2 separate regions of the Homo sapiens genome follow, and region 2 is linked to region 1. A link is a loop called in an ENCODE intact Hi-C map of the cell type or tissue named here. Cell type or tissue: PC-9. All regions are shown on one strand. Links, peaks and the distances in the headings refer to the core of each region. The heading gives the core; the rest is flanking DNA.

Region 1 (15,986 bases), core at 3,080-11,079:
TGCACACGTATGTTTATTGCAGCACTATTCACAATAGCAAAGACTTGGAACCAACCCAAATGTCCAACAATGATAGACTGGATTAAGAAAATGTGGCACATATACACCATGGAATACTATGCAGCCATAAAAAATGATGAGTTCATGTCCTTTGTAGGGACATGGATGAAGCTGGAAACCATCATTCTCAGCAAACTATCGCAAGGACAAAAAACCAAACACTGCATGTTCTCACTCATAGGTGGGAATTGAACAATGAGAACACATGGTCACAGGAAGGGGAACATCACACACCGGGGACTGTTGTGGGTGGGGGGAGGGGGGACGGATAGCATTAGGAGATACACCTAATGTAAATGACGAGTTAATGGGTGCAGCACACCAACATGGCACATGTAGACATATGTAACAAAACCTGCACGTTGTGCACATGTACCCTAAAACTTATCAAGTATAATAATAAAAAACAAAATAAAATAAATAAATGCACAGTTTAGCTGGGGGAAAAAGAAAAGAGACAGGGTCTTATGTTACCCAGGCTGGTCTTGAACTCCTGGGCTCAAGCCATCATCCTGCCTTGGCTTCCCAAAGTGTTGGGATTACAGGCACGAGCCTCCAGGCCTGGCCATAAGCTTTCTTTGAAGGCTTCTCTAGAGAGCGTCCTTTTCTTGTCTCCTGGTAGTTCTTGGTAGTGCCATGCAGGCCGCTGTCTATGGCTGTGAGTATAAAGGCCCGCAGGTGAGGGGACGAGGCATGGGATGGGTGCTGGGATCCTGGGCTCCTTGGCCAAGCTATATGCTCTGGGTATGACTGCCTCAGCCCCTGGAAAGGGCACCTTTCTGTCACTCACTCAAAGGTGTTCTCTCTGGCATGAACACAGTGGCCACCTCCCTCTCATTTTTCGGCCTGCTTCAATTAATATGTGACTTTTGACTTCCCTGTCTACAATTCCCTTCTCCACTAAGTGAGGCTAAAGCTTTGCTTTTGGTGAAACATGACAGCATTCTACTGCTAATTCCATCATGCCACCTGTAAGCCTAACCCTTCCTCTGGTTTCCTGTGTGACATGCTATATGATACTGGGCCAGTCACTTCACTGTGTTGGCCTCAGTCTCCTAATTTGTAGAATGGGGGACAGGGGTTGCATTAGACCTGGGGATACTATGATTATTTCTGAATAATGCCTTTTAACCAATCGAATGTTGCCTTTTGCGATACTACCTATGGCTTGCCTGGGCACACCCACATGTGCACTGGGGGAATGGGGGGGATCCACCAGGAATTTGTGCCTTATGCAGGGGAGGGGCCTGGCCTCTTCAGCTCATCCATGGTAGCCCTGGTATTCAACTGTGAGGGGGAAACCTGCTTGGAGAACCCCTCTCTTTGCCAAGAGCTTTCCTTTCGCTTAATAAATTCTGCCTGCCTCACCCTTCAAAAAAAAAGAAAGAATGACTTGTCAAAGGAAAAAATATTAGGGCCACTTCAAGCTGGGAACTGCTCAGGGCAAATCTGCCTCCCATTCTATTCAAAGTCACCCCTCTGCTCACAGAGATAGATGCATATTCTAATTGCCTCCTTTGGAGAGACTTATCAGAAACTCAGAAGAATGCAACCATTTGGCTGAGCACAGTGGCCTGTAATCCCAGCACTTTGGGAGGCCGAGGTGGGTGGATCACCTGAGGTCAGGAGTTTGAGACCAGCCTGGCCACTTTGGTGAAACCCCGTCTGTACTAAAAATACAAAAAAGTAGCCGGGCGTGGTGGCAGGTGCCTGTAACTCCAGCTACCTAGGAGGCTGAGGCAGGAGAATACTTGAACTTGGTAGTTTCACTCGTGTCCATGTAAAGAGACCACCAAACAGGCTTTGTGTGAGCAACAAGGCTGTTTATTTCACCTGGGTGCAGGCGGGCTAAGTCCAAAAAGAGTCTGCGAAGGGAGATAGGGGTGAGGCTGTTTTATAAGATTTGGGTAGGTAAACGAAAATTACAGTCAAAGGGGGTTCTCTGGCAGGCAGGGGTGGGGGTCACAAGGTGCTCAGTTGGGGAGCTTTTGAGCCAGGATGAGCCAGGAGAAGGAATTTCACAAGGTAATGTCATCAGTTAAGACAGGAACTGGGCATCTGGACGTGTACATGCAGGTCACAGGGGATATGATGGCTTAGCTTGGGCTCAGAGGCCTAACAGATAGAGGTTGCAGTGAGCTGAGATCGCACCACCGCACTCAAGCCTGGGCAACAAGAGCAAAACTCCATCTCAAAAAAAAAAAAAAATCATGAATAACTTGGCCAGGCGTGGTGGCTCACCCCTATAATCCCAGCACTTTGGGAAGCTGTGGTGGGAGGATTGGTTGAGCCCAGGAGTTCGTGACCCAACCTGGACAACATAGTGAAAACCCATCTCTACCAAAAGAATTAATAAAATTAGCCAGGAATAGTGGTGGAATCCCAGCTACTTGGGAGGCTGAGGCAGGAGGATCGATTGAGCCCAGGAGGTCAAGGTTGTAGTGAGTTGTGATTATGCCCCTGCACTGCAGCCTCAGTGACAGAGTGAGAACTTGTCTTAAAAAGAAAAAAAAAAAGGAAAAGAGAAAAAAATACCAATGGATAACTTATTTTAAGGAGGGATGAGAAGATGTTAAACATGAGGCCTGCAGTGGCAGACCATCCACATCAATTTTTATGGAAAAAAATCATCTTGTTTGTGCCCTAATTGAAGAAGACCAACAATTAACAGCAGCCAACACCATATTAACAATAGCAAACACCACAGACGTCTCAATTGGTTCAGCTTACACAGCTCTGACTGAAAAATTAAAGTTGAGCAAACTTTTCACTCAATAGGTGTCAAAACTGCTCTGCCCAGATCAGCTATGGAGAAGAGCAGAGCTTTCAGTGGAAGTTTTAAACAAGTGAGATCAAGATCCTGAAGTATTTTTTTTCAAAGAATTATAACGGGAGATGAAGCATGGCTTTAGCAGTACGATCCTGAAGACAAAGCACAATCAAAGCAATGGCTACTGAGTGGCAGAAGCGGTCCAGTCACAGCACAAACAGAGCAGTCAAGAGCAAGGGTCACACAACAGTTTTCTGAAATGCTCAAGATATTTTGCTTGTTGATGTTCTGGAGGGCAAAGAATGATAACATCTGCTTGCTATGAGTGTTTTGAGAAAATTAGCCAAAGCGTTAGCAGAAAAATGCCTGGGAAAGCTTCACCAGAGTCCTTCTCCACCACGACAATGTTCCTGCTCATTCATCTCATCCAACCAGGACAATTTCCCAAGCGTTTCAATGGGAAATCACTAGTATTCACATTACAGTTATGATTTGATGCCTTCTGACTTGTTTTTGCTTCCTAATCTTAAAATATATTTAAAGGGCACTCATTTTTCTTTAGATATTACTGATAATACTGTATGGTTGAATTCCCAGGACTCTCAATACTTTTTTTTTCTTTTGAATCAGAGTTTTGCTCTTGTTGCCCAGGCTAGACTGCAATGGCATGATCTCAGCTCACCACAACCTCCACCTCCCAGGTTCAAGCGATTCTCCTGCCTCAGCCTCCTGAGTAGCTGGGATTACAGGCATGCACCACCACGCTCAGTTAATTTTGTATTTTTAGTAGAGACGGAGTTTCTCCATGTTGGTCAGACTGGTCTCAAACTCCCAACCTCAGGTGATCCACCCGCCTCAGCCTCCCAAAGTGCTAGGATTACAGGCGTGAGCCACCACACCCGGCCAGGACTCTCAATTCTTTAGGGATGGACTAATGACTGGTATCATTGCTTACAAAGGTGTCTCAAACTTGATGGAGCTTACACTGAGAAATAAAGTTTATATTTTTTATTTTTATCTGTTAAGTCCATTTTTTTCATGAACTTTTTTTTTTTTTTTTAGGCTAGTCAAGTGAAGCAGTGGGAGTGGAAAAGGAGCAAAGAAATCTGTAACTGGTTGTGATTCCATGAACTTTTTGAAATCCCCTTGTATTGGCTTCCTTCCCTCTTCTGTCTTACTTCTCTACTCCCTACAAGTGTTTTCTGGGATCACCTCCAAATAAACTACTTGCAATCTAATCCTGTCTCAAGTCTGCTGCTGTGGGAACCCAAACTAAGACACCTGCAAAAAATATCCTTCCAATTACTGAAAAATATGTTCACTTGCACCCATAAAAGTGTTTGCTAATACCGTAGACCCTTGGCTGTACAATATGGTAGCAGTATCCACATGAGCATTTTGGGACTTGAAATGTGGCTGGTCCCAGTTGAGATGTTCTGGAAGTATAAAACACACTGACTTCAAAGACAGTGTCAAGAAAAATGTGTTTAACGTCTCATGAATGATTTTTTTTACATGGATTACATGTTAAAATGATAATATTTGGACACATTAGTTAAAAACAGAAAGTCAGCCCCCCAACATTTCCAGGTAGAGAACCTATCAAAGGAGACTGAAGTGAGAAGAAAAATAGAGTCACAGAAGTGAAGAAAATGTTTCAAGAAAGGAAAGCTGGAGCCCATGCTTCTGAGAGGCTGGGAAATTGAGGACAGAAGAGCAGCCACTGTATTTAACAACGTGGGGACCTTTGGTGAATTGATCAAATCAGTATTTTAAAGAGAGGGAGACAGACCCTAATTAAAATATATTGAGGAGAGAATGGAATGTGAAGATGTAAAGACAGAGGTTATACACAACTTCTCTGAGAAATGTTGCTGTGAGGAGAGAGAGAAAATATGTAATTGTAGGAGAGAAATCCTTGGGAAAGCAGTCCTCCACACCGTGGACTATTCCATAGCCAATTTTAACAACATAGGTGATAGGGTTTGGCTCTGTGTCTCCAACCAAATCTCATCTCGAATTGTGATTGCCACAATCCCCACATGTTGAGGGAGAAACCCGATGGGAGGTGATTGGATCGTGGAGGCAGTTGTTACCATGATAGTGAGTATTTTATAAAGGGCTCTTCCCCCTTCACTCCTTGCTCCCCTCTCTCCTGCCACAATGTGAAGAAGGTCCTTTTTTCCCCACCTTCTGCCATGACTGTAAGTTTCCTGAGGCCCCCTCAGCCATGTGGAACTGTGAGTCAATTAAAGCATTTTCCTTTATAAATTACCCAGTCTCGGGTATTTCTTTACAGCAGTGTGAGAATGAACTAATATGATGGGTGTAGTAGATGTTGTCAGTGCCTGACCAGAACCCCCAGGCCCTTACCATTTCACACTAGCCTGACTTCCGGCATCTCTGCCTCAAATCCTTCTGCTCCACCAGAGTTGGTTTAGCCCAAGTACAAGGCAGGCCAGGGAGTTAGTGTCTCCCTCTGCCCTCCTCCAGCAACAATCAACTAATAGATAGACAAGAGCTGGTGTATAAATAACGGCACTCACTCACTCACTCCTCAGGTAACTGAGGTTTGCGTTTATACTGTCTCCTAAATTTCCTCAGCAGGATTACTCTCCAGTAGCCCAGACTGGGACATGTCTGATGATATACCCTTTATTGGCTTCATTCCCTCCCCTGTCTCACTTCCCCACTCCCTGGTGGGTGTTTCCTGGGATCACCTACCAATAATCTCTTGACATTCGAACTCTTGTCTTAGGGTCTTGTCAAACAAAGACAATAGAAAATATTCATATAATGATATAAAACCATTATACCTATTATGTACAAGAATGCATGAAACTAAGAAAGACTGGAAGAAAACATTCCAAAATAATAACAGTGATTAGTTCTGTATTGTGGGTAATTAAAAATCAAAGCAAACCTTTCTTTTCTAAAATGAGTTCATTAATTTTTTATTTTTTATCTTTTTGAAATAGGGTCTTGCTCTGTCACCCAGGCTGGAGTGCAGTAGTGTGATGACGGTTCACTGCAGCCACAACCTCCTGAGCTCAGGTGATCCTCCCACCTCAGTCTCTGGAGTAGCTGGAACTGCAGGTGTGCGCCACTACACCTGGCTAATTTTTTGTATTTTTTGTAGAAATGGGGTTTTGCCACATTGCCCAAGCTGGTCTCAAACTCCTGGACTCAAGGGATCCTCTGTCCTCAGCCTCCCAAAGTGCTGTGATGATAAATGTGAGCCACCGCAACTGAGTTCATTACTTTTTTTGTTTTTTGATTTTTAGTTTTTTGTTTTGTTTTTTTAGAGACAGGGTCTCTCTGTCACTCAGGCTGGAGTGCAGTGGAGTGATCATAGCTCACTCAAGCCTCAAGGGCTCAGGTGATCCTCCCACCTCAGATTCCCAAATAGCTGAGACTATATGCACATGCCACCACAGTTGGATAATTTTTTAAACTTTTTTTGTAGAGACAGGGTCTCATTATGTTGTAAGGCTGGTCTTCAAATCCTGGCATCAAGCAATCCTCCCACCTTGGCCTCCCAAAATGCTGGGATTACAGGTGTGAGTCACTGAGCCTGGCCTAAAGTGAGGTTTTTTTGTTTGTTTGTTTGTTTGTTTGTTTTTAATTAAACATTTGTTTTAAAAAAGAAGTACTGTAATTACAATATACAGATTAACAGGTTTTGTGAATTCCAGAAGTCTATCTTCAAAAAAACAAACCTGTTCCTAAACAAAACCATCACTGATGTTAACTTTCTCAGCAATACATAGCAAATGAAATATCAACATCTGGCTGGGTACAGTGGCTCATGCCTGTAATCCTAGCACTTTGGGAGGCTGGGGCAGGCGGTTCACCTGAGGTCGGGAGTTGGAAACCAACCTGACCAACATGGAGAAACCCCATCTCTACTAAAAATACAAAATTAGCCAAGTGTGGTGGTGCATGCCTGTAATCCCAGCTACTTGGGAGGCTAAGGCAGGAGAATCGCTTGAACCAGGGAGGTGGAGGTTGCAGTGAGCCAAGATGGTGCCATTGCACTCCAGCCTGGGCAACAAGAATAAAACTCCGCCTCAAAAAAAAAAAAAGAAAAGAAAAGAAAGAAATATCAACATGTATATGAAAAACATAACAGGCCAGGCACGGTAGCTCATGCCTGTAATCCTGTCACTTTGGGAGGCGGAGGCAAGAGGATCACTGGAGCCCAGGAGTTCAAGACCAGCCTGGGCAATATAGCAAAACCCTGTCTCTACAAAAAAAAAACCCAAAAAATCAGCTAGGCATGGTGGTATGCACTGGTAGTCCCAGCTACTCAGGAGGCTGAGATGGGAGGATCACTTGAGCCTGGGTGGTCGAGGCTACAGTGAGCCATGACTACACCACTGCACTCCAGCCTGGGTGACAGAATGAGACTGTCTCAAAAAAAAAAAAAAGAAAGAAAAAGAAAAACATAACAAAAAATCCAGGATCCCAAGAAATTAGCTTCAGTTTAGAATTATGCTTCAGACCAAATATTATATCATAGAAAGGAAATGTATAAATGTATGGCAAAATATGATTTTTTTTCTTTCAGTAGCTATACTTCACTGAATGAGTAATTGTACCTTTTTACTGTTTCACTAAATCCTTACAATACTACTCTGAGGAATGTATTATTGTCTTTTTACAGATAATAAAGCCCAGAGAAAGGTGAAGTACATTCTCCAAAATGGAAAAAAAAATAAGATTTGCCAATGCCCATGAACATTGTACCACTTTGGTCTGCCTCTCTCTCCACTTCAGATGTCATGTTAGAGTCAGCAGCAGATCAAGGAACAGTCACTGAGTAAACATTTCTGATGTGGTTGATGTAATCTAGCACCACGAGGCTGGACGTGTATGAAGCCAGATTGCAAAAGCAAACAGGTGCCTTAGGGCAACTAGAAATGGGGACACCACAGCTATGTTGGGTAGAATGACAGGCAGGAAAGCCATGGCCCTTCAAAACCTACAATATAGACATTATAATCAGAACAGTAGAAAAAATCAACTTGTCTAGCAGAGACATCCATTTTTTAAAACTGCCAAGGCTCTGATAATTGTAATTTTAAAGTATATCTGACCTTGGCCAGGCACGCTGGCTCACACCTGTAATCCCAGCAGTTTGGCAGGCTGAGGCAGGTGGATCACCTGAAGTCAGGAGTTGGAGACCAGATTGGCCAACATGGTGAAACCCCGTCTCTACTAAAAATACAAAAATTAGCCTGGCGTGGTGGCATATGCCTGTAGCTACTCGGGAGGCTGAAGCAGGAGAATCGCTTGAACCTGGGAGGCAGAGGTTGCAGTGAGCCAAAATTGCACCATTGCACTCCAGCCTGGACAACAAGAGCTAAACTCCATCTCAACGAAATAAAAATAAATAAAGTATATTTGACCTTAAAGGACTAAAATTGGCACAGATTACATAGACACCTATTGTAGAGAAAAATTAAATTAGAACTAGATTATTCAATGACACATTACATAAGAACAACAGCTCTTATGTACCCATCAGCAGTATTTGCTGAATGTGTACAGGAAGCCATCACTCACAATTTTATTTACAAATAAAATGTAAACTAATCTTCAAGAGATAAGGGAGAATCTTGTGCCTGCTAGTTCAATCTGCTGCTTAAAAAAAAAGAAAAGAAAAGAAAAAAAAAAGCTGGCCAGGCGCGGTGGCTCACGCCTGTAATCCTAGCACTTTGGAAGGCTGAGGCAGGTGGATCACCTGAGGTCAGGAATTTGAGACCAGCTCGACCAACATGGCGAAACCCCATCTCTACTAAAAATACAAAAATTAGCTGGGCATGATGGCAGGTGACTGTAATCCCAGCTACTTGGGAGGCTGAGGTAGGAGAATCGCTTGAACTCAGGAGGTGGAGGTTGCAGTGAGCCGAAATTGCACCACTGCACTCCAGCCTGGGTGACAGAGCAAGACTCCATCTCAAAAAAAAAAAAAAAAAGTATTATTTCTGAAAGCAAGTAGAAAAAGGAATGTCTCCATCTGTTTCTTTCTTTTTTTTCCTAATAGAGACGAGGTCTCATTGTGTTGCCAGACTGGTCTTGAACTCCTGAACTCAAGTGATCCTCCTGCCTCAGCCTCCTAAAGTGCTAAAATTAGAGGTGTGAGTCACCATGCCTGGCCTCCATCTCCTTTTGATGCTGTTTTTTGTTTGTTTGTTTGTTCGTTTCTGAGACAGAGCCTCACTCTGTTTTCCAGGCTGGAGTGCAATGGTGTGATCTTGACTCACTGCAACCTCTGCCTCCCAGGTTCAAGCTATTCTCCCAGCTCAGCCTCCCAAGTAGCTGGCATTACAGGCATGCGCCACCACACCTGACTTTTTTTTTTTTTTTTTCTGAGACAGAGTCTTGCCCTGTCACTAGGCTGGAGTGCAGTGACACAATCTCGGCTCACTGCAACCTCCACCTCTTGGGTTCAAGCCATTCTCCTGCCTCAGCTTCCCGAGTAGCTGGGACTACAGGCATGTGCCACCACGCCCAGCTAATTTTTGTATTTTTAGTAGAGATGGGGTTTCACCATGTTGGCCAGGATGTTCTCTATTTCTTGACCTTGTGATCCACCCACCTCGGCCTCCCAAAGTGCTGGGATTACAGGCGTGAGCCACCGCACCCGGCCTCTTAGGCTGTTTTATGCACTCTTGGTGTGTAATTCTTAGTGGAGCAGTGGGCTATAATGTGCCCAGTCAGTCCCCAGTGTGCTCTAAGGGTTGAGGTCCGAGCTTTCCCTGCCAGCTTGGGTTGGCAGTTCTTTAGCTACTGAGGGGAAGGTGGTGCCGGTGAGCTGGTCTAGAAAGTGAAAAATCCTAGAGATTACAGCTCTAAGAAGACAGTGCCCAGAGTATCCTGAAACACACGGTGCCCTGAGGATGATGGAGGAGGCTCGAACCCTGTGCTTCACAGTTACCTCCAGGGCTGGATGGTGCTGTTTTAGAGTATCAGATGATGGCTTTCCTCCAAGTCAACCTGGCCTGAGTACACATACTGTGGAAAAGCCACAAGCATCCACTGTTTCACCTCGCAAACCTAACTGTGGGCAAAGGATTACTCAGGTGCCGAGGCAAGAGACTGAAAGCACAAACTGTTTCAGTATAATAAAGAAAATAGTTAGAATAAGAATAGTCATAATACAAATTAGATATAGAGATGATCATGGACATTATCAATCATTAGTATAAAGATTATTAATCATTAGCTTTTAATATTACTCTTTGTTGTATTACTAATATAACCTAGGAATAACTGGCAGGTATAGGGTCAGGTGCTAAAGGGTTATTGTGAGAAGTGACCTAGAAGGCAAGAGGTGAGCCCTCTGTCATGCCTGCATAAGGGCCGTTTGATGGCTCCTTGGTCAAGCGGTAACGCCAGTGCCTGGGAAGGCACCCGTTACTTAGCAGACCGTGAAAGGGAGCCTCCCTTTCCTTGGAGGAGTCAGGGAACACTCTGCTCCACCAGCTTCCTGTGGGAGGCTGGATATCATCCAGGCCTGCCCGCAGTCATCTGGAGGCCTAAACCCCTCCCTGTGTTGCTGTGCTTCAGTGGTCACGCTTCTTGTCCACTTTCATATTCCTCCCATACTCCTGGTTCTTCTTTGAAGTTCTTAGAAGATAGTGGTAGAAGAAATAGTGAAAGTCTTAAAGTCTTGGATCTTTCTGATAAATGCATAGAAGAAAACACTGACATATGCTGCCTTCCCTCTCTGCTTCGGCTACCTAAAAGGGAAGGGCCCCCTGTCCCAGGATTACATGACTTGCTTGACCTTATCAATCACTGGATGACTCAGCCTCCTTACCCTGCCCCCCTGGTCTTGCAAGCAATAAATATCAGTGTGCCCAGCCATTCGGGGCCACTACCAGTCTCCATGTTTTGGTGGTAGTGGTCCTCCAGCCCCAGCTGTTTTCTCTTTATCTCTTTGTCTTGTGTCTTTATTTCTTACAATCTCTCGTCTCCGCACCCAGGGAGAACACCCACTAAGCCCTGTAGGGCTGGACCCTATACCTAACCACTTTCCTTAATACTGGCCAGCCTCTGAAGGGCTGTGTCTGGAATGTTCTGGAGTCTGTTGCCTCTCAGGCCAGACCCACCTTCCCCCTGCCTCGCTTCCTCCACAGCAGAGACTTGAAACCACTCAAAAGAGCAAAAGTCTAATTATTAAACTTTATTCCCTGAAACATGGGTCCAGTCATCCTACATAATAACATTCTTCTTATTATTATTATTTTGTTGTTGTTGTTAAGATGGAATCTTGTTCTGTTGCCCAGGCTGGAGTGCAGTGGCATGACCTTGGCTCACTGCAACCACTGCCTTGCGGGTTCAAGCAATTCTTCTGCCTCAGCCTCCGGAGTAGCTGGGATTACAGGTGAGTGTCACCACACCCAGCTAATTTTTGTATTTTTAGTAGAGACAGGGTTTCACCATGTTGGCCAGACTGCTTTCGAACTCCTGACTTCAAGTGATCTGCCAGCCTGGGCCTCCCAAAGTGCTGGGATTTCAGGCATGAGCCACTGCACCCAGCCACAAAAAACTTTCATGTTTTTATATAATTAAGAGACACCAATCATGTGACTCTGCTGAACAGTGGAGATAATTCCAAGGTAAATATAGTCATATGCTGCATAAAGAGGTTTCAGTCAATGACGTTTTGCATAAATGACTGTTGTCCCATAAGATGATAATACCTCCGGTAATTGGCTACTGAAAAAATTATAATACCATATTTTTACTGTGCCTATTCTATGTTAAGATGCACTAATACTTACCATTGTGTTACAATAATCTCCAGTATTCAGTACAGCAACATGCTTTACAAGTTTGTAGCCTAGGAGCAAAAGGCTACACCTTGTAGCCTAGCTGTGCAGTAGGCTACACCATCTAAGATTGTGTAAGTACACCTGTGATGTTCGTACAATGACAAAATCAGCTAAGGACACATTTCCCAGAATATATTCCTATCATTAAGCCATGTATGAGTATAATCTTTCTCCCAGGACAATGAAGCCTACCCATTTACCTAAGAAGTAGTTTCACCCGGCCGGGCGCGGTGGCTCACGCCTGTAATCCCAGCACTTTGGGAGCCCGAAGCGGGCGGATCACGAGGTCAGGAGTTCCAGACCAGCCTGGCCAACATGGTGAAACCCCGTCTCTACTAAAAATACAAAAATTGGCCGGGCCTGGTGGCGGGCGCCTATAATCCCAGCTACTCAGGGTCTGAGGCGGGAGAATCACTTGAACCTGGGAGGCGGAGGTTGCAGTGAGCCAAGATCCCACCATTGCACTCCAGCCTGGGCAACACAAGCAAAACTCCATCTCAAAAAAAAAAGAAGAAGAAGAAGTAGTCTCACCCTGCAGGGGTAAACCTCCAACAGGAATTACTGATAGAGTTGGGTGTGGTGGCATCTGTTTGCACACCCAGCAGTTCAGGGGGCTGAGACTGGAGGATCACTTGAGCCCAGGAGTTTGAGGTTGTAGCAAGCTATGATTGTGACACTGCAATCCAGCCTGAGCAACAAATCAAGACCCCCAACTCTAAAAATAAAAAGATATACTAATAGCACATGAATATTAGCACCTAATCAGGTTTCTGGTCTGCAACCTGAAACTGTAAAAGTACTAGAAGAAAACATAGGGGGCCTGGCGCAGTGGCTCACACTTGTAATCCCAGCACTTTGGGAAGCTGAGGTAGGTGGCTCATGAGACCAGCCTTGACAACATGGTGAAATCCCGCCTCTACTAAAAATAAAAAAATTAGCCGGGTACGGTGGCACATGCCTGTATTCCCAGCGACTCTGGAGGCTGAGGAAGGAGAATCGCTTGAACTTGGGAAGCGAAGGTTGTAGTGAGCTGAGATCATGCCATTGTACTCCAGCCTGGGTGACAAAGCGAGACTCAAAAAAAAAAAAAAAAAAAAAAAAAAAGAAAAGAAAATAAAGAAAAAGAAAACATAGGGGAAATGGTCCAGGACATTGGCCCGGGCAAAGATTTCTTGGACATCATCCCAAAACCACAAGTAACAAAAGCAAAAATAAACAAATGGAATTGCATAGATTAAAACACTTCTGCATAACAAAAAAATCAATTAATAGAGTGAAGAAAAATCAATTAATAGAGTGAACCCACAAACTAGGAGAAAATATTTGCAAACTCTACATCTAATAAGGGGCTAATATCCAAAATATTAAAACTGCATTGAGATATTACCTCATACCTGTTAGACTGGCTATTATCAAAAATGAGAGATTTAAAGATTACATTACACTACATTAAAGTGTTGGCAAGGGTGCCAAGAAAAGGGAAACTTTGTGCACTGTTGACGGGAATGTGAATTAATACCGCCATTATGGAAAACAGTATGGGGTATGAAAGTTCCTTGAAAACTAAAAGTGGAATGACCATAAGATCCAGTAATCCTACTTGTGTATATATACCCAAACAAACTGAAAGCAGTATACCAAAGAGGCATTTACACTGCCGTATTCATTGCAGCACTGTTCCCAATAGCTAAGGTATGAAAGCAACTCGGAATCCATCCTGAGTTGAATGGATAAAGAAAACATGGTATACATACACAATGAAATGCTATTACCCTTTAAAAAGGGTGGGAGGGGTGAATCCCATCATTTGCAACAACATAGATGAACCTAGAGGACATTATGCTAAGTGAAATAAGCCAGACACAGAAAGACAAAGATGACACGATCTCACTTATATTTGGAATCTTAAAAAGCTGAACTCATGGCCGGGTGTGGTGGCTCACACCTGTAATCCCAGCACTTTGGGAGGCCAAGGGGGCAGATCATGAGGTCAGATCGAGACCATCCTGGCTAACACGGTGAAACCTCGTCTCTACTAAAAATACAAAAAAATTAGCCAGGCGTGGTGGCGGGCGCCTGTAGTCCCAGCTACTCTGGAGGCTGAGGCAGGAGAATGGCGTGAACCCAGGAGGCGGAGATAGCAGTGAGCCAAGATCAAACCGCTGCACTCCAGCCTGGGCAACAGACTGAGACTCCATCTCAAAAAAGAAAAAAAACAGTTAAATTCATGAAAGTAGAGAGTAGAATGATGGTTACCGGAGGCGGGGGAAAGAGAAACTATTGATCAAAGAATATGCAAAGTTTTAGTTAGACAGAAAGAATAAGCTTGGCCGGATGCAGTGGCTCACAAGCATAATTCCAGCACTTTGGAAGGCTGAAGCTGGAGGATTGCTTGAGACTAGGAGTTGGAGACCAGTACTGGCAACAGAGCAAGACCCTGTTGCTACAAAAAATCCCATGTTTTTAATCAGCTGGATGTGGTGGTGCATGCCTGTAGTCCCAGCTACTCGGGAGGCTGAGGTGGGAGGACTGCTTGAGCCCGGGAGTTCAAGGTTGCAGGAAGCCATGATCGCACCACTGCAGTCCAGCCTGGGTAACAGAGCAAGAGCTTGTCTCAAAAAAAAAGGAATAAGCTTTAGTGACCTATTGTACAGGATGGTGATGACAATAAACACAATGTACATTTCAAAATTGCTAGAAGAGTAGATTTTAAGTGTTTCATCACACCAAAAAATGATATGTGAAGTGATAGATTTGTTAATTAGCCTGATTTAATAATTCCACATTGTCAATACATATCAAAACATCATATTATACTGTATAGATATGTACAGTTATTATTTGTCTTGAATATCATGTTGTATTGTAAAAGAAGAAAACAAAAAAACAATTACTTGTCAATTAAAAATAAACCAGGCACAGTGGCTCACGCCTGTAATCCCAACACTTTGAAGGCTGAGGCAGGAGGATCACTTGAGCCCAGGAGTTCCAGACCAGCCTGGGCAACATAGTGAGATCTCATCATTACTAAAAACCAAAAAACACATTAGTCGTGTGTGGCAGTGTGTGTCTGTAGTCCCAGCTATTTGGGGAGGCTGAGGTGGGAGGATCACTTGAATCTAGGAGGTCAAAGCTGCAGTAAGCCAAGACCATACCACTGCACTCCAGCCTGGATGACAGAGTGAGACCCTGTCTCAAAAATATAAGGCCAGGCATGGTGGCTTACGCCTGTAATGCCAGCACTTTGGGAGGCCGAGGCAGGATGATCATTTGAGGTCAGGAGATTGAGACCAGCCTGGCCAACGTGGCGAAACCCCGTCTCTACTAAAAACACAAAAATTAGCTGGGCTTGGTGGCACACGCCTGTAATCCCAGCTACTCAGGAGGCTGAGACAGGAGAATCACTTGAACTGGGGAGGCGGAGGTTGCGGTGAGCCCAAGATCGCGCCATTGCACTCCAGCCTGAGAGACAAGAGTGAAATCATCTCAATAAAATAAAATAAAATAGCCCAGCACGGTGGCTCACACCTGTAAGCCCAGCACTTTGGGAGGCCAAGGCGGGCAGATCACCTGAGGTTGAGAGTTCGAGATCAGCCTGGCCAACATGGTAAAACCCCCATCCCTACTAATAATACAAAAATTAGCCAGGCTTGGTGGTGCATGCCTGTAATCCCAGCTACTCGGGAGGCTGAGGCAGGAGAATCGCTTGAACCCAGGAGGCAGCAGTTGCTGAGTGAGCCAAGATTGCCACTGCACACCAGCCTGGGCAGCAGAGTGAAACTCTGTCTAAAAATAAATAAATTAATTAAATATAATAAAATGTTAAAAAAAGTTCATGGCATTCTCTTATTAACAATTTATCTCTGAATATGTTCTCCTTAATTCCTTATCTTGCCATCTTTGCTGCTTTTTTATTTTTTTTTTTTTTTTGAGACGGAGTCTCGCTCTGTTGCCCAGGCTGGAGTGCAGTCTTGGCTAACTGCAACCTCCGCCTCCCAAGTTCAAGCGATTCTCTTGTGTCAGCCACCTGAGTAGCTGGGACTACAGGCATGCACCACCATGCCTGGCTAATTTTTGTATTTGTAGTAGAGACGGGGTCTCACCATGTTGGCCAGGTTGGTCTCAAAACTCCTGTCCTCAGGTGATCCACCCCCTTCAGCCTCCCAAAGTGCTGGGATTACAGGCGTAAGCCACCATGCCTGGCCAAGGTCTGGCTTTTCTTTATCAACCAATATGAAAATTTCTGTTTCTTATTTGATAAGCTTAGTCACTTTTAACTTAATAAATTATAATTTGGACTTATTTCAACC
Region 2 (15,986 bases), core at 5,128-13,127, 58 kb before region 1:
TTCCCCGAGAGGGGAGAGGTGACAATACCTCTCCAGAAGAGCAATTATCAGATTTGGCTTGGTGAACAATTATTTGTTGAGCACCTGTAAAATGTCTTACATTATTCTGGGCTCCGATCCAAAATCACTTCCTCTAAACCACAGGGCACGCACTCCTCAAGGCTGTAGGATCCTCTTTTGACCAGGAGTGACTCTTAGCATTTAAAACATTTACCGAGCACCAACATTGTCCTACCATAGAATAAAATACTCTTCTTCCATGACACTGCATTTTAATTGGTTACAAGAAAAACAATAATGACCTTGAACTTCAGTCACTTAAGTATTCACCTGGATAAATACGCTCACTGAACTAACTACCTAATACTTCCTAGACATGTTTAATCCTTAGACCTTAAAATACCTTCAAACCCCATCTGGCCACTTCTCCCTTCTGTTCCCCCATCCATTACAGCACCAGTCAATGGCGAGCACATTTACTCTATGTGTCCTGAAAAACAATTCATGGTATGTAAAAGCTTTTACCTCAATTAACGTAAAAATTCCCAAAACTAAATAAGATTTCCAGTAACACTTTATGATTGCTCTTGTTAAAGAAGGCTTCTGTGCGTCATTCTCAGCTCTTAAAACTTCTTTATCCCAGAACCTACAATGAGGAAAAAGCTTCGTAAATAAGAGTGAACCCTGCCACAATATAAAACAGGGGAGATGGCAGAGTGACAGGTATGCATTTAAGACAGGGCATTTTGTGACGATTTCATAAATGCTACTAATTGCTCCCAGGGCTCCTGAAGGTTATGTGTGGTACAGAATCTGGAGCATCAGAAAAACAGGCCTTGAGGGGAAGTCTGGGGAAACAAGTTACTGCCAAGCTTTACTGGATTGAAGCCCCATCAGTAGCACAGATAAGCCAGACAACCTCCTCCAACCACAACACTTCCACCTAGAGGGACAGACCTCAGGCATCTCGGGCCTTTGGTGCTGGCTCCCCTGACCTCTACGGAGGCACAGGCAACAGGAGTTTCCCCCAGGCCACCATGGTAGGCTGAGCCTAGGGGCAGCCTGAGGAAGGTGACACATATTCACCTTAAGGGTAAACGGAGGCTCCAGACAGGACCCAGGAAGGCAAAACCCACTCCCCACACACAGACACCCACGCTTCCTTAATGCCCACTTTACTGCCTCCGACTTACCCTTGCAACTCCTCTCCAAGGTGCTGTGAGCGGTCTTCTGGCAGCACTGAATACATATCATCTTCCTCTAATCTCCGTTTATGGCCAATTTTAAACAAGGGATTGAGCCACCTGTTAACAAGAGAAAAGAGACATATATCCAGAATTACACATCCGTGTTTAAGTAGACTCCTACCTCCATGGGTTTTGCTTAAACTTACCTTTAAAATACATACAGCTATATATAGACAGACAGATATGAATATATAGAGCTAGAGAGAGAAAAGTTAACATGTGCACACACACACACACACACACAGTCCCTAGCTCTATCCACAGACAGGCCCCAGAAGCAATGACACACCAGTAGCTGAGAGCATGCTGGTGCCCAGATCTTGGTTTCCAAAACCATTATTATCTAAAAGGAACCAGAGCTTCCTGAAGAAATAGCTGATTCAAAGGCTGGGGCAGAAAAAGATGGCCCATGAGATACCATACGATAAGGAAACATTCAAGGAATCAAGAGGATGGGCCCAAAGAACAGAGGACCCAGCTTGACGGGGTCCCACTAGACAAGTCTGTGATAATGGAAGCATCCAAATAAATCATGACAGCAATGAATTCTAACCCACTGAATAACAAAAGAATCCACGAATCCTTACTGAGACATAAATGGGGTAAGAAGGAAAAACTCTCAGATAAAGAATGATGAGGTTAGAAAACATTTTCAATGGGAGCTAAAACCAGTCAGTGAAGGTTTGATGGGACATTTACATAATCCAAAATTATCTAGGTACAAATTATTTATTAGTTACGAAAGGACAAAATAGTAATCTTGCAGAGGACAGAAAGAACTTATTCAAATATTTTGAGATTCTTTTTACTAAAAAAAAAGAAAAATCAAAATGGTCATCCATTAGGAATCACTTAAATGATATTAACATTATTAATCATTAAATGATAATAATTAACATCATTAATCATTAAATGATAATAATTAACATGCACCAGGCATAGTGGCTCACACCTGTAACTCCAGAGCTTTGGGAGGCTGAGGAGGGAGAATGGCTTGAGCCCAGGAGTTTGAGACCAGCCTACACAACATAGTGAGATGCCCACTTCTACTAAAAACTTATAAAGAAAAAGGCTGGGCAGTGGCTCATGCCTGTAACCCCAGCACTTTAGGTGGCTGAGGTAGGCGGATCACTTGAGGCCAGAAGCTCGAGACCAGCCCGGCAAAACCCCATCTCTAGTAAGAAAATATAAAAATTAGCGAGGTGTGATGACACATGCCTGTAATCCCAGCTACTCGGGAAGCTGCGGCACAAGAATCACTTGAGCCTGGGAGGCAGAGGTTGCAGTGAGCTGAGATCGATGCCACTGCACTCCAGTCTGGGCAACAGAGTGAGACTATCTCAAAACAATAAAAAATATAAATAATAATTAAAATTTAGCCAGATGTACTGGTGTAAGCCTGTGATCCCAGCTATTCCAGAGGCTGAGGTGGGAGGATGGACTGAGCTCAGGAGGTCAAGGCTGCAGTGAGCTGTGATCGCCACTGCACACCAGCCTGAGCAGAACAGCAAGGCTTTGTCTAAAAAAAAAAAAAAGAAGAAGAAACATATTTGTGCCCTATAAGGAAACCTCTAATAACTTTGATAGATGCAATTACTCAATTACACAAACTTCTTTCATCTTGGCTGTCTTATCTGGCCATGTGTCACCTTTAATAGGCATGTTTTATTTTAACATGGGGATTGTCTAATCTAGGAAGCCCTTCCCATGGGGAACCCACTGCCTGGTGGCTTCTGCCTGCAGTGAAATGGTGGGCTTTCAATGCCCCGTAAGATTGGAGCACACACTGCAGGGGTATCCAAGTTATGTTCAGGATTCCGGAAACCTCCTGCTGATCCAAACTAGCAATTCTAATTAACCCAATGGCAAGAAGAACTCATCAACTCACCTCTTTCTCCTCACCTCCTCCAAAATGTGTCCAGAAGACTGTAACCTAACCAGTCCAGCTTCAACTTAGGTGGGTTTCCCAGACATGCCTGAGATGACCTCTGCATGCCCGAGACCTCCCTTCCAGCAGAACCTCATACAGTATATTTCAGCAAGGACTTCTAAGTAAAATTCACTGGTGTCTTTTTGGACTAAAGAGGTTTTTTTAATCAGGGAATAAAACTGGCTCCAGGAAGTTAAAAAATTAAGGAAAGTGAGAATGGTAACTCTGTTCCACAGGCTGAACAGTTAACTGCATAACATTTAGAAATATTAACAAGGAGGGATGCCACTGTTGAGTTAAAGTATCTGCAATCAGAAGAGACCCAAAGCTTCTATTAGAGGATGACACAAATCAGTAAGGACTTAACAAGGACCCTCCTACTCTCTCTCATTGCCCAGATCTCAAAAAGCTGGGCTGAAAAGATGTGGGTACCAGCAAGAGCTAAAGGCTTTTGCCTGATGACAAAAGTCAACTTTGACAAGAGACTAAATTATCTTTGACCATCTATGTAAGGACTTTATACATGGAAATCTAAGTCAGTTGGCTCCTTAATACCAATGTGTCCCTGAGGGGGTCTAGTCAACAATTCCAGACCACTGCCAAATGAGCCATTCCTCCACCCAGTTCTGCCCCAGTAGCCCTTCTCTCCTCAGACTTAGTCTCTTCTCCCCCTTATCTCCCACAATACTTAGTACAGCAGCATCGCTTCCCTCCTAACTGTCCTACTAGGAGTACAATGCTTTCAGGGCAATGACTACTGCCATATTATTTGGAATCCCCATTATGCCTGGTATGTGATAGATACTCAATAAACAGTTATGGAAAGAATGAATGATTGTATTATTGAATAAGACAGATGGGTAGAGTACCTTGAGCAATGATCTAGGGTAAAATTCAATACAAACTCAATATAGCATAGTCGTGCTCAATGCCCAACACAGGAAGCCATCAGCTTCAGCAATACAGAGACATTCTCCACCCCAGGATCACAACCCCCAGCATCATTTCCAGCAAGCAGGAGTCTTAGACAAGGGTTAGTAGAGAGTTTTGTTATTTATTGTTGGTGGTGGTGGCATTTAGTTTTTGTTGTTTTTTCCCCCAAGGATTTGAGAAGTTCTGAATACTGGTTTCTTTTTTTTTTTTTTTTTTTTTTTTTGAGATGGAGTCTCACTCTGTTGCCCAGGCTGGATGGAGTACAGTGGAGCGATCAGAGCTCACTCAGATCCGATCAGAGCTCAGCAGTCTCAAACTTCTGAATTCAAGCAATCCTCCCACCTCTACCTCCCAAGTAGCTAGGAGTACAGGCACATGCCACTGTGCCTGGCTAATATTTTTATTTTTGATAGAGACCAGGTCTCTCTATGTTGCCCAGGCTGGTATCGAACTCCTGGGCTCAAGTGATCCTCCCACTTTGGCCTCCCAAAATTCTGGGATTACAGGCATGAGCCACCAAGCTTGGCCAATAGTGGTTTCTTAATGTGGTATAAGAGGGAAAACACAGGTCCCAGCTCCCTGTCTCTGTGACCCTGACCTGAGTCTTCAGTTTCTATGAGCTTCATGTTCCCCATAGCCACAAGTAAAGGAGGAAATAAAAGCTAACTTATCTTTGGTAAATCCCCTCACTTTCTCTTTCCCTCTCTCCTTTTGTCCCCTTTCAGCTCTCTTTTAGCCCTCTCTGCCTCCTTAAAGGCCCTTTCTATTTCTCTTCTCCTCCTCTTTCCTGACCTTTCTGTAACAACTGGCCATGATGGAACTAAAATAATTATTTCATTACTTGATACTCATTGAATCAAGATTGTTCTCTCTTTAATGGACAAGTTCAAAATTTTATATTCTTCAGAAGCCAAGCCTAATAAAACCTTTTTCAATGGATTATGCATTTGCATAACCCTAAAATTATAGTCTATCAAAGAAGAAAAGTTTCCCCCAACTTTATTAGAAATAAACAATACTAAAAGAAGAGACTAGGGAGGGAAGGTCCTCTCTGCTGTATACCTCCTGAACTTAGGCCTGGAATCACGGGATCCAGGAGGTAAGCGAGAAGGCAGGTTTGTGCTCAGACCTGCAGACAGCAAAGCTGTGAGCTAAGCTGAGAGTTTAGAGAACAAGGAAGGCTAAGGGCAGGTTGAATGAAATCCCCTGTGGCAGGCTACTGAAGGAGTTCACTTGTGTCTCTCGATGCTATACAGTCATCCCCCCATATCCACAGTTTCGCTTTCCACAGGTTGAGTTACCCACAGTTGACTGAAAAGATTAAATGGGAAATTCCAGAAATAATTCCTATGGCTTAAATTGCATACTATTCTGAGTAGCATGATGAAATCTCCCACAAACCCACCCAGGATGGGAATCCTCCCTCTGTCCAGCATTTCCATGCTACAGACGTCACCCACCTTTAGTCATTTAGTAGCCACCCTGGGCGCTCAGATCTATTGTCATGGCATCACAATACTGGTGTTCAAGTCACCCTTATTTTACTTAATAATGGCCCCCAAAGAGCAAGTACAAGGATGCTAGCCATTTGGATATGCCAAGGAGAAGCCACAAAGGCCTTCCTTTATGTGAAAAGGTTAAGGTTCTCAAGCCAATAAGAAAAGGAAAAAAAAATTGTATGCTGAGGTTGCTGAGATCTGGTTTAAGAGTGAACCTTCTATCAACGAAATGGTGAAGAGTATATTGTTGTAATTATTCTATTTTATTATCATTGTTAATCTCTTACTGTGCTCAATTTATAATATTAAACTTTACCATAGATATGTGTAAGTAGGGCCAGGTGTGGTGGCTCACACCTGTAATCCTAGCACTTTGGGAGGCCGAGGCAGGTGGATTGCCTGAGGTCAGCAGTTCAAAACCAGACTGGCCAGCATGGTGAAAACCCATCTCTACTAAAATACAAAAATTACCCAGGCGTGGTGGCAGGCACCTGTGATCCCAGCTATTTGGGAGGCTGAGGCAGGAGAATTGCTTGAAACTGGGAGGCAGAAGTTGCAGTGAGCTGAGATCGCACCTTTGCACTCCAGCCTAGGTGACAGAGCGAGACTGTCTCAAAAACAAAACAAACAAACCAACAAAGATATGTGTAAGTAGGAAAAAAAATCAGTAGGGTTCAGCACTATCCACGGCTTTAGGCAGCCACTGAGGTGAGGGTCTTCAATGAGGGTAGTTCCCCTGCCTCCTCGGACTGGGGGGACTACTGTACATCTATAAAGAGAGTGAAATAGATACACAGGACTTTAACTAGATGACCTTTATGTTTCCTTCCATGAACTTTCTCTATTTGGAAGCCACAAAATAGTAAAGGACTAGAATTCTGGTGCCAGGAATTCAACACTTATTTTAAACAGTATCTGCTGTCTGGTGACCACCCTAGACTCTGAACTTCTAATCTTGGTATCTTTAAATCTGAATGCCTTTTATTCCTCATTCAGTTTCCACTGTTCTTCCTCACCTTCCTGTGTTTCTAAGGAAAACACCTGAGAATGCCTCTCCCCTCCCCACGCCTCCACGATAGAAAGGTTAGTGCACGGCCAACCATGACTGCCCCGGGCTTTCTCCAAAACAGCTCCATTGAAGAAATGATGCTGAGTTTCCATTTTGCACACTGACCCTCCCATGGGGCTCACCCTCTGCCTTTACCTACGCTTAAATTTTCTCTGTAGCATCTGTCGCCATTTGAAAGGCTATTGCATTTCACTTTTTTTAAAAATCATGTTTTCCCCCCAGAGCATCTGGGTTTTTCTGTGTTGTTTGCTGCTAAGCCAACAACATGCTGGGCACATAGAAGGCACCTAGATTTGTCACATGAATGAGCACATCCTCCAAAAATCCCCAAATTTGGCCTGGCATGATGGCTCATGCCTGTAATCCCAGCACTTTGGGAGGCCGAGACAGGTGGATTACTTGAGGTCAGGAGTTCGAGACCAGCCTGGCCAGCATGATGAAACCCCGCCTCTACTAAAAATACAAAAATTAGCCGGGCGTGGTGGAGGACACCCGTAATCCCAGCTACTCGGGAGGCTGAGGTAGGAGAATCGCTTAAACCCAGGAGGCAGAGGTTGCAGTGAGCCGAGACTGCACACTGCACTCCAGCCTGGGCGACAGAGCGAGACCCCATCAAAAAAAAAACAACACAGAAACAAAAACAAATTTAATATAAACTCCAAAATCCATCTTCAGAGACAAGTCTCCATATAAACATAATACATGGAAGGTTAAGTGTTCCTTCAAATGTGGGCAATACTCTCATGCAAATTTTTGTATAAAGTGGATTTTTCTCTTTTTTTTGAGACAGGGTCTCACTCTCTTACCCAGGCTGGAGTGCAGTGGCGCAATCATACCTCACTACAGCCTCAACCTCCCAGGCCCAAGCGGTCCTCTCACCTCAACCTCCCAAGTAGCTGGGATAACAAGGCACGTGCTACCATGCCCGGCTATTTTTTTAAGTATATTTTTGTAAAGATAGAGTCTCATTATATTGCCCAGGCTGGTCTCAAACTCCTGGCCTCAAGTAATCCCCCCACCTTGGCCTCCCAAAGTGTTGGGATTATAGGCATGAGCCACTGCGCCTGGCCTAAAGGGGGTTTTATAAACAGAACTGGTAACACTTTACTTTCTACCTGACACTACACACAGAATTTCTCAGAGTATTATATGTTTTTTCTAAATCTAGTCTTAATAAGCTTTCAACCTCTTTATATATATAAAATAGTTTTCTGAAATGATGGTCATAATTTTGCTTAAAAAAAAACACAAAAAACATTGCTAGTGCCTAAGGGCACATACAATACCCCTGACTCATAACCAACTGCTGATTCAACACCTCCTCCTCTTGGGTGTCTGATAAGCATATCAAACTAAATAATGTCCAAACAGAACACCTTTTCATCCCACAAAAAAATCCTGCTCCTCCCAGGCTTCTCCCTCTCAGTTATCAGCCGTCACATCTTTCCCCTTGCCCAGATTTTCCAAAGAAAAGAAAACCTTCAGGTGACTCTGCAGCCCATCCCTTCTTTGTCACTCTTTGATAGGACACATCTAAGCCATCCAAGTCCTATTACTTCAACATGCAAAGTATATCCAGAAACAGTCACATTGACCCTATAAGGCTCACCCTCTGCCCCTGCCCAAGCTTAAATTTTCTACTCAGCACCTGTCAACATTAGAAGGGCTATTATATTTCACTTTTTTGAAATCATGTTTTCCCCTGGAGGCATCTAGGCTCCACAAGGATGGGGTTTTTCTGTGTTGTTTGCTGCTAAGCCACCCACACCTACAACATGCTGGGCACATAGAAGTCACCCAGATTTGTCACGTGAATGAACACATCCTGTAAAAATTACCTATTTTAACATATTTAAACTCCAAAATCCATTACGAGTCCATGATATCAACTTCTCAGTTACAAATATAAATATTAAATAATTTACAGATATAAGTAAGTCTGCAATAGCAAAAGTTTCCTAAAGGCCTGGATTCTGCAAATGGGTTTCAGAAAGAGGGTGCAAGGACACACACCAGTGCAAATGTGCATTTTCTCGTAGGTAAGTGACTGAGTGCTGGGGAGGAAGGAATGGTGTAGCCCACCGCCAGCACACTTCTCGTGTAACACTCCAGCAATTCTGCTCAGACCCCAAAACCTGAATGCCTAAAAGAAAACAAAATCCTTCCAAAGTTCACCAGGGCCTCTGTCCTTACAAAGTTTCCCATGGCCTGGCTCCAAGGGGAGCCCGACACACCTGATTTCTTCAATCTCCTCCCATTCTCTGTAGTCCAAAATAGCCATTCTCCATGCCCTAAAGTTCAACGATCACCAGACACTAAAGTTCAACGATCACCAGACACAGGCATCGCTGGAATGGATCTCGCGTGAGGGTAGAGCACCCACACCACAGGTGTTCTCAACATGGTCCCAACCCAGCTTATCTCGGCCCATGACCAAGTAAATTAAACTCAGGTGGCACCTGTAAAGCTGTGATCTTCTGTTATTTTTCCTCTAACGTTCCTCCCTTCCTAAAACACGCTCAAAGCCCATTTTCTCATCCCTTCCCGCTTCACTCTACTACCTGTTGTTTCTATGTCAACCTAAGCAACAGGCAATGTGGACCCTGTCCACCTCTCTTCCGGGTCCCCCAACCCCCCTCCACACCTGCACTCTGGGTTCAACATGGGTCCTTCCATGCCATAGGCACCTCAGAGATTTCCTACTACGGAGCTTCAAAGCCTTCTCTGGTTCATCCACAGCCTTCTTGTCTCCCTGTTCTCCCACCAGCTAATCCATGCCTTTCACTTCTTCACAGGGCCCTCACTTTATAATCCCATCTTCCCAGCACTTTCCCACACGACAACCAGTACCAAGCATCTACAGCCATTGTGCATGATTAGCCATCTTAGTCTTCTTCCTTAAAAAAAGATGCACTTGGCATATTTGTACACAATTTAGTAACAGAATAAAATGAAGAAATGTGAGTAAGATTTTTTTTTAAGAGACAGGTTCTCACTTTGTCACTCAGGCTGGGGTGCAGCGGCATAATCATAGCTCATTGAAACTCCTGGGCTCAAGCAACCCTCTCGCATAGCTGAGACTGGAGGTGCATGCCATCATGCCCGGCTAAGTGAGTAGGATATTAATTATTTCTGCAGCCCAAGTTATGCGGCTGACTCATAAGGAGATGAAAGCATTGTTCATTGCAACTAGCAAGTGAAGGATCTGACGACTAGCCAGAGATGCCATACTATATAGTCAGCAAGGCCCGTGTGGCCACCTGCTAGATGCAGGGCTCATTGTTGCCAAGATCCTTCTGAGCCCATCAGTGTATGATGTTGACTATCCTCTGAAAATCAGGCCATTGGCCGGGGACTGTGGCTCACGCCTGTAATCCCAACACCTTGGGAGTCTGAGGCAGGAAGATTGCTTGAGCCCAGTAGTTTGACACCAGCCTGGACAACATGGCAAAACCCTGTCTCGACAAAAACATACAAAAAACTGGCCAGGTGTGGTGGCAGGCACCTGTAGTCCCAGCTACTCAGGAGACTGAGGTGGGAGAATCACCTGAGCCTGGGAAGTCAAGGCTGCAGTGAGACGTGATCGTCTCATTGCCCTCCAGCCTGGGTGACAGAGTGAGACCCTGTCTCAAAAAAAAAGAAAAAAGAAAAATCAAAAAAAAAATCTGGACATTAATTAGTGCCTGTTCAAATCAAGCGCTTTCTTCCAAACGATTAAACTTCATCTCTCATAAGAGATGACATAGTTCTCTCTTGCTTCCAAGCTCAAATAAGCACTTGCCAGACTAAGGAATAAGACTCCTTAACAAAGCGAGCATCTGAAGCTACTCATTTAAGTTTGCGCACCAAGAAGCACAGAGAATAATATACAATTGATCCTTGAACAATGCAGGGATTGGGGTGCCAACCCCCTGTGCAACCAAAAAACCACATATTAATTTTTGACTCCCCAAAACCTTAACTAGTAATAGCCTACTGTTGGCTGGAAGCCTTACCAGTAACATAAAGTTGATGAACACATATTTTGTATGCTCTATGTATTATATACTACATTCTCACAATAAAGTAAGCTAGAGAAAGGAAACCGCCATTAAGACAATCATTGTGGAAAATCATTGAGGAGAAGATACACATGGAAGTGGATCATCAAAGGTTTTCATCCTCATCATCTTCACATTGAATAGGCTGAAGAGGAAGAGGAAGATGAGGGATTGGCCTTGCTGTCTCAGAGGTGGAAGAGGCTGAAGAAAATCTGCACGTAGGCCGGGCGCAGCACACGCCTGTAATCCCAGCACTTTGGGAGGCCGAGGCGGGTGGATCACTTGGGGTCAGGAGTTCAAGACCAGCCTGGCCAACAATGGTGAAACCCTGTCTCTATAAAAATACAGAAAAATTAGCCGGACATGGCGGTGCACATCCCAGCTACTCAGGAGGCTGAGACAGGACAATCGCTTGAACCCAGGAGGCAGAGGTTGCAGTGAGCCAAGATCATGCCATTGCACTCCTGCCTGGGCAACAGAGTGAGACTTCATCTCAAAAAAAAAAAGAAAGAAAAAGAAAAAAAAAGAAAATCTGCACATAAGTGGACTCTTGCAGTTCAAACCCTTGTTGTTCAAGGGTCAACTGTGCTTCACTGGGGTCAAAGAATTGCTCTGGAAGCTGAATTACATGCATGTGAACATGTAATTCACACTTCTCAAGGCTAAACAACTGATAGAATTTAGTCAGTTATCTTGATGCTTTCCCAGATTGCTCAAAGTTTATCTGTCCCTGGGAAATAAATATGAGTGTCTTTAATTTAAGACATGTGTCACGTAACTCAGCGCACAGCCATGCCCCACACATAAGCCTCACTTATGTGAGCCCACACATGCCTGCAGGAGCGCCAACATGCCTTTCCAGGTGCATTTGTCCCAACAAGAACCAGATCCCATTTGTCCCAACAAGAACCCTTTCTCTCTACACCTTTGCCTCCATCACTGTGGCCCAAGGCACCATGAATTTTCAGGACCCCAACAGCCTGCTAGCTGGCCTACCCACCTTCACCCTTGGTTTCCCTGTGATCTTTCAATAGAAAAGCCAGAGTGGATTCTTAAAAATATCATGCCATGCTGCTCTCCTGCAGTAGAAAAACAATGAAACTCATGGTGGGGTGCTGTGCTTGACTGGGTCCCCTTCGTTCAGTGTTCCAGCCACCCTGGCCTGATGTGTTTCTGACAGTCTCCCACATTCCCGTTTGTCCCCTTGCGTGCGAGCAAATGCTTTTCCCCATCTTCTCCCATGATTAGATCTTCTCTCCTGCAGGTCTCAATCCCCAGAAAGTCCTACCCTTGTGTACAAAAAACCAAACATACCCTCATTGTCGATCATTTATATCCTCATTCTCACTTTCTTTACCCATTTACTACAATCTATTTGTGTAGATACAAAAAAATGCACTTAATTACTTTGTCACTTTCCCCTCTAGAACAAAAGCTCTCTGAGGGCAGGATTTTTTTATGGTGTTCACTGGGCCAGGGACCAGGCGAGCCACTCAAAACTGCGGGGTGAACGAGTGAGTGACTCTCCACCCAGGCTGAAGAGCAGCAGCAGAGAACACCCACATCTGGGGCCCAGCAACCCTCTTTAAGCGCCTGCAGGAGAAGGGGAATGTGCAGGTCACTTGAGGTCAGTAAATGATTGAACAGATGCTCTAGCCTCACTCAATAAATCATTTATTATTGAAAGAATAGTGCATTGTAAAGTACTTTCAGGTGTGGCAAATTATTAATCATTGGTTAGTTTTCCTTGAAGAGTCTGCCAGCCCTGCCTGCGGGAGGCTGCTGGGCCCGGCCTGGGGGCTACATTGGGGCAGGGTGGAGAAGGAGGTAGGCTGCTCAGAGTCAGGGACTCTGGAGAGCAGGAGCTGGGTGCAGGGAGACACAATGACAGATCTCACAGGAAAACCCACTCTACCTCATTAGAAATGCCTTCCCCCGGCTGGGCATGGTGGCTCACGCCTGTAATCCCGGCACTTTAGGAGGCTGAGGCAGGTGGATCACCTGAGGTCAGGAGTTTGAGACCAGCCTGACGAACATGGAGAAATCCTATCTCTACTAAAAATTTAGCCAGGCGTGGTGGCACATGCCTGTAATCCCAGCTACTCAGGAGGCTGAAGCAGGAGAATCGCTTGAACCAGGGAAGTGGAGGTTGCGGTGAGCTGAGATCACGCCATTGTACTCCAGCCTGGGCAACAAGAGTGAAACTCCGTCTCAAAAAAAAAAAAAAGGAAGAAAAAAAGAAACGCCTTCCCCTAAGGCAAGGTTTCTCAGCCTCAGCACTACTGGCATTTGGAGCTGAAAAACTCTTTGTTGGGGGTGTCGTCCCGTGCACTGTAGGATGGTTAACAGCATCCCTGAACCCCACCCTCAAGAAGCCAACAGCATCCCCATCCCAAGTCCTGACAACTAAAATTATCTGAGGCATTGCCAGGGTGGCAAAATCACATGGATCAGAACCACCGCACTAAAGTTTTTTACAGCCTTTCTGGACAGGCTATAGAATCTTAAATCAAATGTTGACCTCAGACAGAAGTTGCAAGACAATGACAGCAGTCTTTTAGCCACGTTAGCAAATGATATAAACCCATTAGTAAATCCACCGGTTCAATTCCACTCCAAGAGTTCAAGGCATCTATGTTAACAAAGAATTACAGTAAGATGGGACATGTTACATCTGTGTAGTGTGGGGAAAAAAAAAAAAAAAAGATGGGACACATGTGGACACAGGCTATGCACAGACTCTACTTCTGGGCTTTCTAAGGGATCAACATCCCAGCTCACGAGACTCATCTTCTGTACAGCAGAGTTTCTCAAAGTGTGATCTCTGGACCAGCAGCACCAGAATCCCCTGAAGAGTTAGAAATGCAAATTCTCAGGACCCACTCCAGGTCTATGAATCAGGAACTCTGAGAGTGGGGCCCTGCAATCTGTATCTTCTGATGTTCTCCAGGTGATGCGGATGCAGGTTCAGGTTTGAGAACGTGCCATACAGCTTGCTTTGACACACCAAATGGGAAGCACTTGTCTGACATATACGCCAATACTCCCAACCCAACCCTGGCTCATTAGCAAAATCCCTACCTCAGCCTGGGGAGTTTTACTGGGGAGTTTCTTGTTTTGTTTTTCGGTAAACTTCAATATGTTACCCAATTATGCCTGGGGAATTTTAAAACAAAAACCCACAGACACCTAGAACCGCAACCTAAATGACTGAATCAGAACAAGCCAAGATGAAACCCAAGTGGCGGTCCTTAAAAAGCTCCCCTCACCCAGCACATCCTGGTTATCAGCCAGGTCTGGGAACCATCTGTACGGTAGAGAGAAGAAAGAGGGTATAGTCAGGTACCTGGGAAGTTGGAGAGGGTTTGGAGAAAGGGACACAGTTTGAGCAAACTTTAGGAAAAGAATTTGGAGTTTACCAAGAAGACAAAGGAGGAAGAAGGGACAAATTTTCCAGAAAAATGGAGCCACACAGCCAAGACTTATTGCTTGGAGACAGCAGAGAAAATGCTGCATGGGGTCTGGGGTGATAATGGGGTAATCAAAGGTCTTGTGTTCTAAACTCAGAAAGTTGGACTTTATCCTAAAGATAACAGGGAAATTGTGAATGTTTTTAAGCTACTTTGTATATGATGAACTGTGGAAGGCAAGGAAATCAGTCAGGAATTGGATTTGAAAGAAACTTCACCAATACAGTGACTTGCATCCTTTTATTCAAGCAAACTAGATCCCTTCACCCTCCCAATATCCCCAGTCTGCACAATTCTCACCTCCCCTGCTTGGTCGTAACTCTGTGACTCTACCACAAAAATAAGCAGATGCACAAGAAGTCAGTTTAAAATTCCACATCCTATTTCTCATTTACTCTAGGATCTCAAAACAAGAAAAACATCGCAACCCAAGTCATCTTTTCAAAAACAATTTTGTAAATGTCCTATTTCATAGAAAAGGAAGAAGCAACTCTAAATCAAATTTTTTACTCTGAAATTACCTAGAATTCCCAGGCCCAGTGGCTCACGCCTGTAATCCCAGCACTTTGGGAGGCCGAGGTGGGCAAATCACCTGAGGTCAAGAGTTCAAGACCAGCCTTGACCAAAATAGCGAAACCCCGTCTCTACTAAAAATACAAAAATTAGCTGGGCGTGGTGGTGCGTGCCTGTAATCCCAGCTACTCAGGAAGCTAAGGCGGAAGAATCACTTGAACCCAAGAGGCAGATGTTGCAGTGAGCCAAAATCACACCACTGCAACTCCACCCTGGGCGACAGAGCAAGACTCCCTATCAAAAAAAAGAAATTACCTAGAACTAGCATAGCAGTAACATAAAAAGCTGTATCTATGAGCAGCTCTTCTTATCCACAAAACATATCTTAAATTCATTGTCATTAAAACAAGATATTAGAAAGGAATGGCTTATCCATTTACTAGTATTAATGGTGACATGGCTATTGAAGAAGAAAAAAACACAAAAAAAAGTAATAAACCTTATATACAGAGTTTTACACAATTAGAACTCCAATCCTACATTGACTGAAGACAGTAAGCTAGCACATTAGAGGTGCAAGATGTACAATACCAATAAACAGTCAAAAATCTACTGCATTACTATATTCTAATGATACTGAAAACGTTAATAAGAAATTAACTTCAAGCCAGGCATGGTGGCTCATGCCTATAATACCAGCGCTTTGGGAGGCTGAGGCAGGGGGATCTCTTGAGCCCAAATGTTCGAGACCAGCCTGGGCAACATAGTGAGACCTTCTCTCCACACAAAAAAAAAAAAATTTAATTGGCTGGGCACAGTGGCACACACCTGTAGTCCTAGCCACTCTGGAGGCTGAGGTAGGAGGAATGCTTGAGCCCAGGGGCTTGAGGTTACAGTGAACAATGATCAAAAGTATCCACTAGGTTGGGAGGCCAGCCTAGGGCAACATGCCTGGGGGGCAGCTCTCAGCAAGTTCACAAGCAGCAGCCTGGGAGCACAGCCCTGGGGCCCCGCACACCAGGTCCCAGGAACACTCTCTGCAAGGAGATGGCCCACGTGGCTGGGGCCCTGGTGACAAACAAGAGGACTGAGCAAAGAAGTCAACGTGTTGAGGACAGCAGGAGTCAAGTTTCTCACTACTGAAGGATGAAGATACAAATATGGAAAGAGGGAGAACCAGAACAAAGCATGAGATTTTTGAACTGTGATTTGAAGCACTGGTGTGAAGTCTATCTAATTTGTTTCCTAATACAGATCTATATAAATAGATACCTAAATAAAGATA

Evidence for each region. Peaks named below come from ENCODE experiments on the same cell type or tissue, not always from the same donor. Only the 100,000 strongest peaks of a DNase experiment are listed, where the experiment ranks them.
Region 2: it touches region 1 in a loop (9-fold over the local background); 4 of 110 quality-filtered maps call a loop at or near these places.

What each region holds. Positions count from the first base shown.
Region 1 is chr13:95,306,943-95,322,928 of GRCh38, forward strand. It overlaps LOC102724149 (a long non-coding RNA gene), which reads left to right. Exons shown (of 3, transcript XR_429273.4): 3 at 3,893-3,932. It also overlaps the pseudogene RNY3P8. Among named protein-coding and RNA genes, the nearest start is that of ABCC4, 13 kb to the left of the region's middle. In PC-9, for the core only: no CTCF peak of the experiment used is centred there; a DNase peak (open chromatin) is centred at 7,679; H3K27me3 peaks cover 864 bases.
Region 2 is chr13:95,246,450-95,262,435 of GRCh38, forward strand. It overlaps ABCC4 (ATP binding cassette subfamily C member 4 (PEL blood group)), which reads right to left. Exons shown (of 31, transcript NM_005845.5): 2 at 1,194-1,304; 3 at 526-646. Among named protein-coding and RNA genes, the nearest start is that of SNORD13G, 44 kb to the left of the region's middle. RefSeq lists enhancers at 15,667-15,726, 15,847-15,896. In PC-9, for the core only: no CTCF peak of the experiment used is centred there; DNase peaks (open chromatin) are centred at 8,192, 8,212 and 9,862; H3K27ac peaks cover 2,604 bases.